2 separate regions of the Homo sapiens genome follow, and region 2 is linked to region 1. Evidence: read pairs that join two places in POLR2A ChIA-PET (ENCODE). Cell type or tissue: K562. All regions are shown on one strand. Links, peaks and the distances in the headings refer to the core of each region. The heading gives the core; the rest is flanking DNA. Region 1 overlaps STYXL1 (serine/threonine/tyrosine interacting like 1). Region 2 has its middle 26 kb from the start of CCL24.

Region 1 (5,373 bases), core at 155-5,154:
GTTTAAGCCTTGGTCATGCTGGCACAGCCTGAGCTTCCCACCGCGAACCAGAACAGCGGTGGGGATTGGCTGTGGACCCTGACCCTTACCTGGGCTGGTCAGCTTGAGCCAGAGTCTCAAAGTGAAGCTCATGGTCTGGCTTCTCCAGGATCATCAAGTGTTGTCTCTTCACCAGAAGCAAATGCCCATCAATTGTGTCCACCTGGACTGTCTTGGGGGTTAGGGTGGCTTGGCAGTTGAGCGCTGGGTCAAGCCTGCAGTATCCTCGAACTCCTACAAGAAGCCTGTGGTCAGGCCCAGCCTCTGACACCTCCACCGTCAGTCAGGATGGAAGTCCCCTGGGTGTTGAGCAGACACAGGGAGGCAGGGAGATGAGCTGGATCTGGCTGGGTCCCTGCTTAGTCACAGGCTCTGGCAACCTCTAATGAAACATCCCTTCCCAGTTGGCTGTTTTCCCCAAATATAGACACGTGCTGTCACTAGAGGGGAGCTTCCCAGCCCAACAGCTTCTGGACCATGCTGGGCTGACTTGGGGAGAGAGCCACCCACGAACCCCTGGTTTGAAGGCCAGACTAGGTGGTCATATGGAAGGTGACAGACCTTCCCCCTGGTGGGTGTACTGTGTGCAGGGACAAAGCCTGTGCTAGCACCCTGCTGTCTTGACAGTAAGTGTCTTTGGGCTGGGCATGGTGGCTTATGCCTGTAATCCCAGCACTTTGGGAGGCCGAGGCGGACAGATCACCTGAGGTCGGGAGTTCCTTCTGCCTTGGACACCCAAAATGCAGAGATTACAGGTGTGAGCTACCACACCCCACCAAGGGTCTCTTAAGAAGAGCTGGCCGGGTGCGGTGGCTCACGCCTGTAATCCTAGCACTTTGGTAGGCCGAGGCGGGCGGATCACGAGGTCAGGAGATTGAGACCATCCTGGCTAACACGGTGAAAACCCATCTCTACTAAAAATACAAAAAATTAGCCGGGTGTGGTGGCGGGCGCCTGTAGTCCCAGCTACTCAGGAGGCTGAGGCAGGAGAATGGCATGAACCCGGGAGGCGGAGGTTGCAGTGAGCAGAGATCGCACCACTGCACTCCAGCCTGGGCAACAGAGTGGGACTCCGTCTCAAAAAAAAAAAAAAAAAAAAGAGCTATACTGTGTTGAAAGAGTCCTGTATAAAGGAGGATGTCTTAAATTTGCCATTTTGACTCTGTTTTGAACAGGTCACCAGGAAAATGAGACTTGGTAGCCTGGCGAGGTGGCTCAAAAAAAAAAAAAAATTCACATGGAAAAGACTTGATCTTGGGATAAATAAATTTAATCAAAATTGAAAGTGAAAAAAATTGAAACTGGCTAATTGTGACATACAGAAAATCAAGGAATTAAAGTGGCTTAATGGATTCACAAAGGAAAATACTTTTGGCAAAAACTCATCTATATTACTTTAATATTTTTATGTAAATGCACGATACATCAGAATATCCTTGAGGGCTCAAATGGTGGAGCTAAGGACAGCTAAACTCTCCAGGGACCAGGCGTGGTGGCTCACGCCTGTAATCCCAGCACTTTGGGAGGCCAAGGCAGGCAGATCACCTGAGGTCAGGAGTTCGAGGCCAGCCTGGCCAACATGGTGAAACCCCGTCACTACTAAAAATACAAAAATTAACTGGACGTGGTGGTGGGCACCTGTAATCCTAGCTACTCAGGAAGCTGAGGTGAGAGAATCACTCGAACCCGGGAGGTGGAGGTTACAGTGAGCCGAGATCATCCCACTGCACTCCAGCCTGGGGGACAGAGCAAGACTCTGTCTCAAGAAAATAAGTAAATAAATAAACTCTTCAGGGTTCAGAATAGCACCAAATGGGATGGTTACTTGTGCTCAGTCCTCAACTTACCCAAGGCTAGAGGTGCCCTAATTTCAGTTCACAGGGATGCATCTTCTCTTGGAATCATGCTGTTAGGTTCAGGGACCGATCTCATCCTTCCAGCACTTTACCAGTGGATGAGGGGCAGTTCCTGCTTGACCAGGTAGAGTGCTTTGAGAAGGAGAAGGATCTGCAGAAGGAGATCCTTGGGGCTGGGTTTTTATCTATAGGACCAGAGATGATTCTTTGGCTAGTGAGTAAGGAGATAGAGTTAGCAATGGGGGAAAGTAGGTAGTAGCTGAGGATGGGTATGAGCCATAGACCAGATGGGTTAGGAGCCAGCTTTTAGTTTTGCTTAATGAGGTTGTAGGACTAGACACAAAGCCCACTTCTCTCCTCTATACTTACCACTGCCAAAGTGGCCTGGCTTTCAGAGGCAGAGGATGTGGAACCTGACTTGGGGGGTGGGAGTGAGGAGATCCTTAAGAGGAATCCACACGTGGAAAAAGTATGATGGCAGGTCCAGATGGCGGTGTTGGGAAAGGCCATAATGGTAACTGACAATAATGTATTCATTCCACATGTGTTCATTGACTATTACTTTGCAGCATGTAAATCTGGGGTATTGGGTGAGGACCTAGCAGTGGACAAGACAGGCAAGACCTTCCCTCAGAAACCAGGAGACAATAAACAAGCAAATAAGCACAATAACTTCAGGTGATAGTGAGGTGAAGACAAGGCCCTACTCAGATTTTAAAGATTTCCCGGACTATTATGTGAAGATGAAACTGGAGGGAGGAAGGAGGAAGCAAGAAATCCAGTTGGGCACTACTGCCTCATCAGGAGAGAGATTGTAGTGTCCTGGACCAAGATGGTACCCCTGGAGATGGAGAGAAGTGGATGGACTTGGAATACATGAAGGAGGCAGAGCTCAGAGACTGGATGTGAGGGAAAGGGGAATGAGGTCATCGGGCCCAAGCAACTGGGTGGATCATGGTGCTGTTGATTGAGACTGAGAAGGCTAAATGAGGAGCAGGTACTGGAGGTGTGGGCACGAGAGCATTGAAGTTGTATTTCGGCCATGCTGTATTTACGATGTCTACCAGGCACCCTTCTAGAGTCTGCAGCTCAGTAGACAGGTCAAGGTGGGATAAAATTTGGGAATCATTGGTATGTGTGTGGTATTCAGGGAACTGGATGAATCACTGTGACTCTAGGTCTTAGAGTGTTGGTCCTCAGCTACGGGTGATCTTGCCCCCTTCTTCCAGGGGACCCTTAGTGATGTCTGGAGATACTTTCTGTTACTGGTGATGGGAAGAGGTACAGTTTGCTTCCGGCATCCACTAGGCAGAGGCCAGGGATGCCACTCAACATAGCAGTGCACAGGCCAGCTCCCCACACATAGAGTTACCTGGCCCCGGACGTCAGTGGTGTCAAGGTTGAGAAACCCCCTACCCTAGAGTGAGTGTAGATAAAGCAGAAAAAAAGGAAAGTAAGCCCGGGGGCATTCTTCCATGCAGAGCTGGAGAGGAACAGTCTGCAAGGAAGAAGGGAAGCTTGGAGAGTGCTTTTTCTTGGGAGGGGAGAGTGTCTGGGGAAGAAACAATGCTCAGCCGTGTTACATGCTCCTAAGAGGCTGAGGCGTTTGAGCCCAGAGGGAAGTGACCAATGGCTTAGGCAAGATGGACATTGTTGATGACTTTGATACAGAGCAGTCTTTGTGGTTTGGTAGGGTTGGAAGCTCCAGGGGAACCAGCCTGGGCAACATAGTGAGACCCCATCTCTTAAAAAAAAATTAGCCGGCCATGGTGGCATGTGCCTGTAGTTCCAATTACGTAGGAGTCTGAGGTAGGAGGATCACTTGAGCCCAGGAGGTTGAGGCTGCAGCAAGCTATGATAGTGCCACTGCACTCCAACATGGGCAACAGAGCAAGACCTTGTCTCAAAAAAAGGCAGCAGCTCCAAAGAAGTAGGTTATGCCCATGGCCAGTACTCACTGAGTATTTCCTCCCTGCTTAGAATGCCTGACAAATGTGACTTCATGAATCCACATACACCAGGCAGGTACTGTCACCCTCATTATATAGAAGTGGCAATATTATTCTCACCCCCATTTTACAGAGGTGGGGACTGAGGCACAGAGAAGCTAACCACTCCTTAGGGCCAGGCAGCTGATAGTGAATCGCAGAGCCAGGATTCAGACCTAAAAGAGTTTGACTCCAGGGACAGCATAATTGGAGGTGAAGAAGTGGAGGCGGTAAATGAAACACCACGCTTTTGAGAGATGGTGTTTCTCTTTCCACGCTTCTGCTGGAAAGAAGAACAGATAGGTACAAGAGGATGTTTGCATGTCAACAGGAAGGACCCATGTGGAGGCTGAAACTGATGATGCTGTGGAGGGGGTGCTGAGAACTGAAGTCTTTGAGGAGGTGAGAAGGATCTGAGGTTTAAGTTGAGGTGCTGGCATTTCCCAGGAGCATCGTCTGGTAACTCTGAAGTGGAGCCTAACCGTTTAGAGCAAGATTACCCCTGGACTCAACTTCTCCCCTTCGCCATCCCCCACTGGCCTCCAGAGGCTCCACTCTGCTCTCCTTCTAGCCCTCTTGCTAAAAGATAGCTGGCCAGGTGCAGTGGCTCACACCTGTCATGCCAGCACTTTGGGAGGCCGAGGAGGGAGGATCACTTGTGGACAGGAGTTTGAGACCAGACTGGGCAACATAGTGTGAGACCCCCATCTCCACAAAATTCAAAACTTAGCCGGGCATGATGGCATACGCTGTAGTCCCAGCTACTCAGGAGGCTGAGGCCAGAGGATTGCTTGAGCCTGGGAGTTTGTGGCCGCAGTCAGCCATGATCACACCACCGTACTCAAGCCTGGATGACAGAAAAAGACCCTGTCTCAAAAATAAATAAAATAAAAGCCTTCCTACAGGAAGCTCCTGCACAGGCCTGACCCTTCCAGAAACAATTGGGCCCAGGAGCCAGTGTCCCAAGAGCAGCTCTGCCAACTGGAGCCCGAGCCTAGCTCTGGACACATCAGTGATTCTCCACCCAACAATGACTGTCGGGATCCTTAACGTAGAGGCCATCTGTGTTGGCCTCTGCAGTGTCATCAAAGGAGCCACACCAGGCTCCTTTGAACTCTCTTAGGTACTGCACTTGCCCCTGCTCCAAGCAGAATGTTCTTATCCTTTGTTTCGTCCTCTCTCCCCCTCCCTCTTCCTCTTGCCCAACCTTCTGTCTCAGTTTAGCAGTCACATCCTCAGACAACCCTTTTCCCATTCCCCCAACTAGGTGAGAACCTCCTGTTAGGTACTCCTGTCACAATGGATCCTACTTGTTTTTGTTTGTTTGTTTGTTTTTTTGAGACAAAGTTACTCTGTCACCCAGGCTGGAGTGCAGTAGTGCAGTCTCAGCTCACTGCAACCTCTGCCTCCCAGGTTCAAGAAATTCTCCTGCCTCAGCCTCCCGAGTAGCTGGGACTACAGGCATGCACCACCACACCCAGCTAATTTTT
Region 2 (5,373 bases), core at 110-5,109, 200 kb after region 1:
AGGGCTGCTAAACCTGGATTTTGAGGCACAGACAAAAGATCTATGTTGTAGCTAATTTTCTGACAATTTGGCTATGCTAAGGTGCCTGTCTAGACATCAGTTTAGATGCTAACACCAGTCTAGGTGCTACTATGAAGGTAATTTTCAGACATGATTAACTTTTTTAATTTTTATTTTAGAGACAGAGTCTTGCTCTGTCGCCCAGGCTGGAGTGCAGTGGTGCGATCATAGCTCACTGCAGCCTCAACCTTCCAGACTCAAGTGATCCTCCCACTTAAGCCTCCCAAGTAGCTGGGACTACAGGCTCACACCACCACGCCTGGCTTTATTTTATTTTTTTTGTAGAGACAGGGTCTCGCTATATTGCCCAGGCTGGTCTCAAACTCCTGAACTCAAAGCGATCCTCCTGCCTCGGCCTCCCAAAGTGCTGGGATTACAAACGTGAGCCACCGTGCCTGGCTGTGATGAACATTTAAATCAGCAGACTTTGAATAAAGACGATGACCCTCCACAAAGCAGGTAGGTCTCATCCAATCACTTGAAGGCTTTAAGGTCAAAGAGTGAGGTTTCCTGAAGAAGAAGGAATTGGGCCTCGATTCCACTGCAACATAGAAACCCTGGCTGGGTTTCCAGCCTGCTTGGCCTGCCTGAAGAATTTAGACACGAGGCTGCAACACCACCTCTTCCCTGGATCTCCAGCCTGCCAGCTTGCCCTACACATTTTGAACTTGCCAGCCTCTGCAATTACAGAAGCCAGTTCTTTTTCTTTTTCTCTTGAGACAGAATCTCACTTTTGTCGCCCAGGCTGGAGTGCAATGGCATGATCTCAGCTCACTGAAACCTCCGCCTCTCAGATTCAAGTGATTCTCCTGCCTCAGTCTCCCAAGTAGCTGGGATTACAGGTGCCCACCACCATGCCTGGCTAATTTTTGTATTTTTAGTAGAGATGGGGTTTCACCATGTTGGGCAGCCTGGTCTTGAACTCCTGACCTCAGGCGATCCGCCTGCCTTGGCCTCCCAAAGTGCTGGCATGAGCCACCACGCCTGGCCTAAACCAATTCTTATTTATTTATTTTTTGAGACGGAATTTCGCTCTTGTTGCCCAGGCTGGAGTGCAATGGCATGATCTCAGCTCACTGCAACCTCCACCTCCCGGGTTCAAGTGATTCTCCTGCCTCAGCCTCCCGACTAGCTGGGACTACAGGCATGCACCACTATACCCAGCTAATTTTTTGTATTTTTAGTAGAGACGGGGTTTCTCCATGTTGACCAGGCTGGTCTTGAACTCCTGACCTCAGGTGATCTGCCTGCCTCGGCTCCCAAAGTGCTGGGATTACAAGCATGAGCCACCGCGCCCAGCCTAAGCCAGTGCTTTAAAATAATGAAAGGATTATTTTTCTCTCTCTGTATGTATATCCTATTCACTCTGTTTGAGAGCCTTGACTAATACAGTTTCACTAGAAATTGACTCCTATTGCAATGACTGAGGATGGGAGTTGGGGAGGAATCATATTGGAAGAGATCCTGTGGGCAGGTTGGTGCCTATGGCCTCTGACTGCAGCCCCTTCCAAGACTCAGCTGGAAGCATCTGGATTAAGGGATTGGAAAACTCTAGCCTGTAGACCAAATCCACTCGTAGGCTACAGTGTACAGCCCACAGTGTTAAGATTGTTTTTGTATTTTTAAAGGATTGTTAAAAACAAATAGACAAGCCGGAGGCAGTGGCTCACACCTTTAATCCCAACACTCTGGGAGGCCAAGGCGGGAGGATTGCTTGAGCTCAGGAGTTTCAAACCAGTCTGGGCAACATAGCAAGACCCCATCTCTATTAAAAATCAATCACAGGTGACTGAGGTGGTGCATGCACCTGTAGTCCCAGGTATTCAGGAAGCTGAGGCAGGAAGATCTTTTGAGGCCAGGAGTTTGAGACCAGCCTGGGCAACATAGCAAGACCCTGCCTCTATAAAAACTGTTTGAAATAGCCAGGTATGGTATTACAGGCCTGTAGTCCCAGCTACTTGGGAGACTGAAGCAGAAGGATCACTTGAGCCTGGGAGTTCAAAGCTGTAGTGAGCTCTGATCGCACCATCACACTGCAGCCTGGACAACAGAGTGAGACTCTGTCTATTTTTTTTTTTTTGAGATGGAGTCTTGTTCTGTTGCCCAGGCTGGAGTGCAGTGGCGCGATCTCGGCTCACTGCAAGCTCCACTTTCCGGGTTCATGCCATTCTCCTGCCTCAGCCTCCTGAGTAGCTGGGACTACAGGCACCCGCCACCACACCCTGCTAATTTTTTTGTATTTTTAGTAGAGACGGGGTTTCACCATGTTAGCCAGGATGGTCTCGATCTCCTGACCTCGTGATCCACCCACCTCAGCCTCCCAAAGTGCTGGGATTACAGGCGTGAGCCACCGCGCCTGGCTACTCTGTGTCTAAAATATAAAAAATCAGAACAAAACAAAAAGGTATACCCCCAGCCATCAACCACCTCCACACTTCAGCCTACTCCAAAACCCTAAAAAACTCCTAACTATGAGTTGTTTGGTATCTCTCGGTATTAGCTAACCCTGGGAGGGTCAGTTTCCTCCTCTAGCACCAGCAAGGCCCCAGATGTCAAAAAATAGAATCAAAATACAGGCCTTCCATGAGCCAGGCATGGTGGCTCATGCCTATAATCCCAGCACTTTGGGAGGCTAAGGCAGGCAGATCACCTGCGGTCAGGAGTTCAAGTTCAAGGAGGTCAAGGAACCTGGCCAACATGGTGAAACCCCATCTCTACTAAAAATACAAAAATTAGCTGAGCATGATGTTGCGTGCCTGTAGTCCCAGCTACAAGAGAGGCTGAGGCATGAGGATAGCCTGAACCCAGGAGGCAGAGGTTGCAGGGAGCCAAGCTCGCACCACTGCACTCCAGCCTGGGCAACACAGCAAGACTCTGTCTCGAAAACAAAACAAAACAAAAAAGAATCAAAATGCAGAAAATAAAGATACATGCTTAATATACTGGGTCATCTAGTGATTCTGGGTTTGTTTGTTTTTTGAGACAGACTCTCGCTCTGTCACCCAGGCTGGAGTGCAGTGGCACGATTTCAGCTCACTGCAACCTCTGCCTCCCAGGTTCAAGCGGTTCTCCTGCCTCAACCTCCCCAGTAACTGGGATTACAGGCATGCACCACCATGCTCAGCTACTTTTTTTTTTTTTTTTTTTTTTGTATTTTTGGTAGACACGGGGTTTCACCATATTGGCCAGGCTGGTCTTGAACGCCTGACCTCAAGTGATCCACCCACCTCAGCCTCTCAAAGTGCTAGGATTACAGGCATGAGCCACCGTGCCCAGCCTAGTGATTCTATGTTTACATTTAGAGGAACTGCTTTTCCACGGTACTGGACCATTTTACATCGCCACCAACAATGTAGAGTACCTGCAGATAGGTCCTTTGTCTGATATTCACGGCAAGTCAATACACAGATACACCAGGTTGCAGTAGAGAAGGAGGTTTCTTCATAAGGCCACCAAACGAGGAGATGGAGGAAACCTCAAATTCATCTCCCCCAGGAATTTGGAGTTAGGGTTTTTCAGAGTTTTGGAGTGGGCTGAAGCGTGGAGGTGGTTGATGGGCGGAAGTGTGCGGGGTGAAGTCACGGGACAGGGAGATGAAGAAGCTGGGTTCTCATGCTCATTCTCTTCCCCTGCGGGGGTCTTCAAACTGGTTGACATCAGCTGTTTTGCTGGAATTCAGGATCTGAAAAATATCTTAAGCAATTCTTTGTTTTTTTTTTTTTGAGACTGAGTTTCGCTCTTGTTGCCCAGGCTGGAGTGCAATGGCACGATCTCAACTCACTGCAACCTCCGCCTCCCCAGTTCAAGCGATTCTCATGCCTCAGCCTCCCCAGTAGCTGGGATTACAGGCACATGCCACCATGCCCAGCAAATTTTTGTTTTTTTTTTTAGTAGAGACGGGGTTTCCCCATGTTGGCCAGGCTAGTCTCGAACTCCTGACCTCAGGTGATCTGCCCACCTCGGCCTCCCAAAGTGCTGGGATTACAGGCGTGAGCCACTGTGCCTGCCCAGCAATTCTTAAGCAAAAGTCTTATGATTCCTTTTTTTTTTTTTTTGAGACAGGATCTTGCTCTGTTGCCCAGGCTAGAGTGAAGTGGCGAGATCATGGCTCACTGCAGCCTCGACCTCCTGGGCTCAAGTGATTCTCCCATCTCAGCCTCCCCAGTAGCTGAGACTACACATGCAGCCACCCTGCCTGGCCCCAATTTTTTTTTTTAATGTTTCATATTGCCTCCTTATTATTTTGAAATAAATTTCAAGTGTCACAAGGCAGAAGGATCACTTGAGGCCAGGAGTTTGAGACAAGTCTGGGCAACATAGTGAGACCTCATTCCTATAAAAAAATAAACAAAATTAGCCAGGCATGGTGGTGCACACCTGTAGTCTCAGCTACTTCTGAGGTTGAGGTGGAAGGATCACTTGAGCCCAGGTGTTGGGGGCTGTAGTGAACTACAGTCACGCCATGGCACTCCAGCCTGGGTAACAGAGAAACAAATTTACCCCTATATTTCTTCCCTATATTTTATAGTTTTGGCTCTTACATTTAGGTATTTGATCCATGCTGAGTTTTTTTTTTTTGAGATGTAGTCTTGCTCTGTTGCCCTGGCTGGACTGCAGTGGCGTGATCTCGGCTCGCTGCAAGCTCCACCTCCTGGGTTCACATCATTCGCCTGCCTCAGCCTCCCCAGTAGCTGGGACTACAGGCACCCGCCACCACGCCTGGCTAATTTTTTGTATTTTTAGTAGAGACAGGGTTTCACCGTGTGAGCCAGGATGGTCTCGATCTCCTGACCTCGTGATCCGTCCGCCTTGGCCTCCCAAAGTGCTGGGATTACAGGCGTGAGCCACCGCGCCCGGCCGAGTTAATTTTTTTTTTTTAATAGATGAAGTCTCGCCATGTTTGCCAGGTTGGTCTTGAACTCTTAGCCTCAAGCAATCCTCCCACCTCGGCCTTCCAAAGTGCTAGGATTACAGACATGAGCCAGCGCGCCCAGCCAAGTTAATTTTTGTATATGGTATGTGGTAGCAGTTGCACTTCTTTCTCTTGCGGGCGGATATTCAATTGTTCTAGCACCACCTGTTGAATATACTTCTTTCTCCATTGAATGGCCTTGGCACTCTTGTCAAAAATCAATTGACTGTAAATGTGAGGGTTTATTTCTAGACTGTCAATTCTATTCCATTGATCTATATGTCCATCCGTATGCCAGGATCAAGCTGTCTTGATTATTGTAGTTTTGTATTAAGTTTTGAAATCTGGGTCCTTTGAATTTCCATATGAATTTTAGAGTCAGCTTGTCAAAGAACTGGTTT

The links. ChIA-PET counts read pairs that join two places held together with the same protein. Peaks named below come from ENCODE experiments on the same cell type or tissue, not always from the same donor. Only the 100,000 strongest peaks of a DNase experiment are listed, where the experiment ranks them.
Region 2: POLR2A ChIA-PET joins it to region 1 with 5 read pairs; 5 of 35 experiments call an interaction of 5 or more read pairs at or near these places.

Annotation. Positions count from the first base shown.
Region 1 is chr7:76,032,548-76,037,920 of GRCh38, reverse strand. All of the region lies in intron 1 of STYXL1 (serine/threonine/tyrosine interacting like 1), which reads left to right. Among named protein-coding and RNA genes, the nearest start is that of STYXL1, 13 kb to the left of the region's middle. In K562, for the core only: no CTCF peak of the experiment used is centred there; DNase peaks (open chromatin) are centred at 2,132 and 5,012.
Region 2 is chr7:75,836,754-75,842,126 of GRCh38, reverse strand. No RefSeq gene overlaps it. Among named protein-coding and RNA genes, the nearest start is that of CCL24, 26 kb to the right of the region's middle. In K562, for the core only: no CTCF peak of the experiment used is centred there; no DNase peak of the experiment used is centred there.